Regions from separate parts of the Homo sapiens genome. Here region 1 is linked to region 2. A link is an interaction called in ENCODE POLR2A ChIA-PET data of the cell type or tissue named here. Cell type or tissue: OCI-LY7. All regions are shown on one strand.

Region 1 (2,500 bases), 92 kb after region 2:
ATAATTTCTATGTCTCAGGAGAGGACTTCTAGTTAGCGGAATTTTTTTTCTTTTTGAGACGGAGTCCTGCTCTGTCGCCAGGCTGGAGTGCAGTGGCGCGATCTTGGCTCACTGCAACCTCTGACTCCTGAGTTCAAGCGATTCCTCTGCCTCAGCCTCCTGAATAGCTGGCCCTACAGGCACACACCACCACGGCCATCTAATTTTTTGTATTCTAGTAGAGACGGGGTTTCATCATGTTGGCCAGGATGGTCTCCATCTCCTGACCTTGTGATCCGCCTGCCTCGGCCTCCCAAAGTGCTAGGATTACAGGTGTGAGCCACCGCGCCTGGCCATGTTAGTGGAATTTTCATAACCACATCAAGCTGCACACTCTCTGAAGCCATAGAAGAACTGCTCTGTATCAGGTAATGTCAAATAAAATCCCTAAACAGTGCTTCTCCTCTACTTATTATTACCCTGATAAAAATAACTTCAGTAATTTTTGTCTTGGATTTACATAGCAGTTATATGTAAGGCATCTGCATTATATATTTAGGAAATAATACAACATTCCTTTATTCCTCTTAGTTGAAACTGCCTATATTGAACACTGGCAAAAGACTTCTAATAAAACACATTCTAAACCTGAAACAAAGGCGATATCTAAATAACCGACATTACATAGTAATTACATTCCTCACTATTTTCCTAAAACCATCATTTTCGATGTCTGCTTCTATAAAAAAAGAAACCAGTCCAAGAGGTGAGGAGATACAACCTATAAACATTGAAAAGGAGGTTTTAAAAATTCAAATACAAAACTGCTGGGTACAACCATAACAAAGCATGTGCATTCGAGTTTGAAAAGTAGGTAGGGCAGTATTAACATATCCTAAGTACTGTGAACAACTAGCCTGATCATTAGTTTAATTTTCACATCCCTCAGAGTAGGAGGCTGTCCCCCAACTCCCACCCCCTATTGCTTCCCACTATTTGTTTCAACCTTTTAATAGATACACTTGCCTCCCACCAGGACACACAGTGTCTGGTTTAAATAGGTTTATCTCTCTCCTTAGCTTGTCCTGGAATTACGCCTAAAGCTCAATCCTGGCAGCTTTTAGGATAAGAAATCTAATTGGAAAGAGCTCTTAGTTTTGCGACTCCAAAACCTCTTTTGAAAATTTAGTTTGACCTTCCAACTATCTCCAACAGATCAAAGTTAAACAGTCCAGATTCCAAACCTAGTATAGTTCCTTTAAATCTGCATTGTAAACATTGATACTGATATGCTGCCAAATCTAAAAAAGTTTCTTAGCTCCTTGAGCTAAAATGAAAAACCAGTAGTCCAGGAAAACGCAAGGGTCTATCAAAGAAATATTCTTATTAATCTAAAACACGGGTCTCCAAAAGGATCCCTGTCCCTTTCAACTTCTTGTGGAGGGGGAAGTGGGGGAGGTTTGAAGAAGCCCCTTCCAACTTTTCACCTGACCTTTTCATTAAGATCAGGAAGCCCCTCGCTTTCAAGACATCCACATCAGACTCTAAGGAACGAATGCGAAGCCAGCGGGCCAGTGAGAAGAGGTCAGGCCGCGCAGGTCTCTTGATCATTCCAAGATCTTTGTCCTGCAGCCAGCCCCACCAGCCCCTCCAGCTCCTCCAGCCCATGCGTTTCACTTCAGAGATGTTTCATGACATAATCCGGCTCCGGAGTCCCCCGGAGTCCCGGGGGCTCACACTCCACCCTCAGGGAGGTCGCTGATGCCAGACCCTGGGAGCACCTCCCCGCTCCACTCGTCTGCGCTGCAGCCGGTTCCTATTTGCCCGACGCCGCGACTGCGACCCAGGCTCCCCGCCGCAGCCGTTCTTGGGGGGGCTCCCGCAACTCAGCGGGCGCGACCCCCCGCCCGCTCCCTCGCTGCTCACGCCGGGCCCCCGCTATGTGACTGGGGGCCCGACCCGCACCCATGGGGCACCGCTCCTCCCTCGGGGTCCGCGCCTGCACCCGACGCTCAAAGCCCCTCTCGGAGTCCCACGCTCGCATGCGCTGTCCCGAGCCCTCTGGGGGTCCCCTCCTCTCACCCCGCTGTCCTGGCCCCTCTCGGGGTCACCCTGCTCCCACCCGCTGTCCCGGCCTCTCTCTAGGTGTCCTGCTCTCAGCCCCGCTGTCTCAGCCCAGCCCCCTTCCGGGACCCCTCCTCTTCTCCCACTGTCTTGGCCCTTCCTGGGGTCTTCTCACACTCTGTTCTAAGCCCTCTGGGGATCCCCTGTCTTCACATCCCCTGACCGGTCCCCTCTCTTTACTCTGTCCTGGATTCTCTCTGGGTCCCCTCCCCTCACCTCGGGGTCTCCTCTCCCCGGGTGCTGTCCCAGCCCCTCTCGGGGTCCCCATCTCTCAGACTCTCAGTGCCGGCCCCTCTCGGGGACCCTTCCCCTCTCCCCGCTGTCCCTGACCTTTTCTGGGACCTGGTCCTTCAGGGGACCCCCTCCCCTCATCCCCCTATCCTAGTGCCTCATGAGG
Region 2 (2,500 bases):
GATTTACTTGAAAACACTAGGGAATATAATCTTGTCTTACCCAAGGTGGTTGGGTACAAAGGTCAACACCTAAGGCCAAAACTGCATACAGCTCTAATTACCCTTGAAAATTCCAGTGTTTGTGGTTTTGTTTACAAAACTCTTTAAAGCAATTTTCACACACAGTCAAGTTTGGGAACCACTGAGCAAGTCAAACCTGCCCCCACCCCAAAAGCCTATTTATAAAAGGGATTTTTTTTTTTGCACCCAGCAATAAAAAAGTAGAATTTGAATTTATTTTTTAACATTTACTTTAGGTTCAGGGGTACATGTGCAGGTTTGTTATATAGGTACATTGCACAGGGGTTTGGTGTACAGATTATTTCACCACCCAGGTAATAAGCATAGTACCCAATATGGTAGTTTTTTGATCCTGACCCTCCTCCTTCTTTCCACCCTCAAGTAGGCCCTGGTGTCTGTGATTCCCTTCTTTGTATCCAAATGTACTCAGTATTTAGCTCTCACTTAAAAGTGAGAACATGCAGTATTTGGTTTTCTGTTCCTGTGTTAGTTCATTTACTAAATGACTCCCAGCTCCATCCATGTTGCTGTAAAGGACATGATCTCATTCTTTTTTCATGGCTGCATAGTATTCCATGGTGTATATGCACCACATTTTCTTTATCCAGTCCACCGCTGATGGGCATTTAGGTTGATTCCATGTCTTTGTTATTGTGAAAAGTGCTGCAATGAGCATATGGGTACATGAGTCTTTATAGTAGAATGATTCATATTCCTTTAGGTAAATAACCAGTAATGGGATTGCTAAGTCAAATGGTAATTCTGCTTTAAGTTGAGAAATCGCCAAACTGCTTTCCACAATGACTGAACTAATTTACATTCCCAGCAGCAGTGTAAAAATGTTCCATTTTTTCTGCTACCTTGACAGCATCTGTTATTTTTTATTTTTATTTTTTGAGATGCTGTCTTGCTCTGTCGCCCAGGCTGGAGTGCAGTGGTGCGGTCTCGGCTCACCACAACCTCCGCCTCCCGGGTTCAAGCAATTCTCCTGCCTCAGCCTCTTGAGTAGCTGGGATTACAGGCATGCACCACCACACTCAGCTATTTTTTATATTTTTAGTAGAGGCAGGGTTTCACCATGTTAGCCAGGTTGGTTTCGAACTCCTGACCTCTTGATCACCACAGGTGATCTGCCTGCCTTGGCCTCTCAGAGTGCTAGGATTACAGGTGTGAGCCACCAACAGCCATTCTGATTGGTGTGATATGGTATCTCATTGTGGTTTTGATTTGTATTTCTCTAATGATTAGTGATGGTGAGCATTTTTTCGTATGCTTGTTGGTTGTGTGCATGTCTTCTTTTGAAAAGTGTCTGTTCATGTCCTTTGCCCACTTTTTAATGGGATTGTTTTTTGCTTGTTGATTTGACTTCCTTATAGATTCTGGATATTATTAATAGATCTTTGTTGGATGCATAGTTTGCAAACATTTTCTCCCATTCTGTAGGATGTTTATTCTGTTGATAGTTTCTTTTGTTGTACAGAAGCTCTTTAATTCTCATTTGTCAATTTTTATTTTTTTTTTGCAATTGCTTTTGGTGTCTTCATCATGTAATCTTCGCCAGGTCCTATGTCCAGAATGGTATTTCCTAGGTTACCTTCCAGTGTTTTTATAGTTTTAGGTTTTACATGTAAGTCTTTAATCCATCTTGAGTTGATTTTTTTTTTTTTTTTTTTGAGAGAGAGTCTCACTCTGTCACCCAGGCTGGAGTGCAGTGGTACAATCTTGGCTGACTGCAACCTCTGCCTCTGGGATTCAAGCGATTCTTCTGCCTCAGCCTCCTAAGTAGCTGGGGCTACAGGCATGCAACACCATGCCCAGCTAATTTTTGTTTTTATTGTTGTTTTTTTTTTTTTTGAGACAGAGTCTTGCACTGTCAACCAGGCTGGAGTGCAGTGGCTTTGATCTCCGCTTACTGCAATCTCCGTCTCCTGGGTTCAAGCGATTTTCCTGCCTCAGCCTCCCAAGTAGCTGGGATTATAGGCGCCCGCCACCACGTCCAGCTAATTTTTTGTATTTTTAGTAGAGATGGGGTTTCACTATGTTGGCCAAGCAGGTCTTGAACTCCTGACTTCGTGATCCGCCCGCCTTAGCCTCCCAAAGTGCTGGGATTACAGGCGTGAGCCACCGCGCCCCACCTTTTTTTTTTTTTTTTTAGATGGAGTCTCGCTCTGTCGACAGGCTGGGGTGCAGTGGCGCCATCTTAGCTCACTGCAACCTCCGCCTCCCGGGTTCAAGTGATTCTCCTGCCTCAGCCTCCAAGTAGCTGGGACTACAGGCGTGCGCCACTACGCCCAGCTAATTTTTGTATTTTTAGTAGAGACAGCGTTTTGCCACAGTGGCCATGCTGGTCTAGAACTCCTGACCTCAAGTGACCCACCTGCCTCAGCCTTCCAAAGTGCTGGGATTACAGGTGTGAACCACTGCACGTGGTGTGATTTTT

The links. ChIA-PET counts read pairs that join two places held together with the same protein. Peaks named below come from ENCODE experiments on the same cell type or tissue, not always from the same donor. Only the 100,000 strongest peaks of a DNase experiment are listed, where the experiment ranks them.
Region 1: POLR2A ChIA-PET joins it to region 2 with 5 read pairs; 8 of 35 experiments call an interaction of 5 or more read pairs at or near these places.

Annotation. Positions count from the first base shown.
Region 1 is chr12:118,369,839-118,372,338 of GRCh38, forward strand. The region is part of intron 1 of TAOK3 (TAO kinase 3); the gene reads right to left. Among named protein-coding and RNA genes, the nearest start is that of TAOK3, 1.8 kb to the right of the region's middle. RefSeq lists silencers at 1,909-1,998, 2,099-2,158. In OCI-LY7, no CTCF peak of the experiment used is centred here; no DNase peak of the experiment used is centred here; H3K4me3 peaks cover 1,025 bases.
Region 2 is chr12:118,277,869-118,280,368 of GRCh38, forward strand. All of the region lies in intron 1 of TAOK3 (TAO kinase 3), which reads right to left. Among named protein-coding and RNA genes, the nearest start is that of TAOK3, 94 kb to the right of the region's middle. In OCI-LY7, no CTCF peak of the experiment used is centred here; no DNase peak of the experiment used is centred here.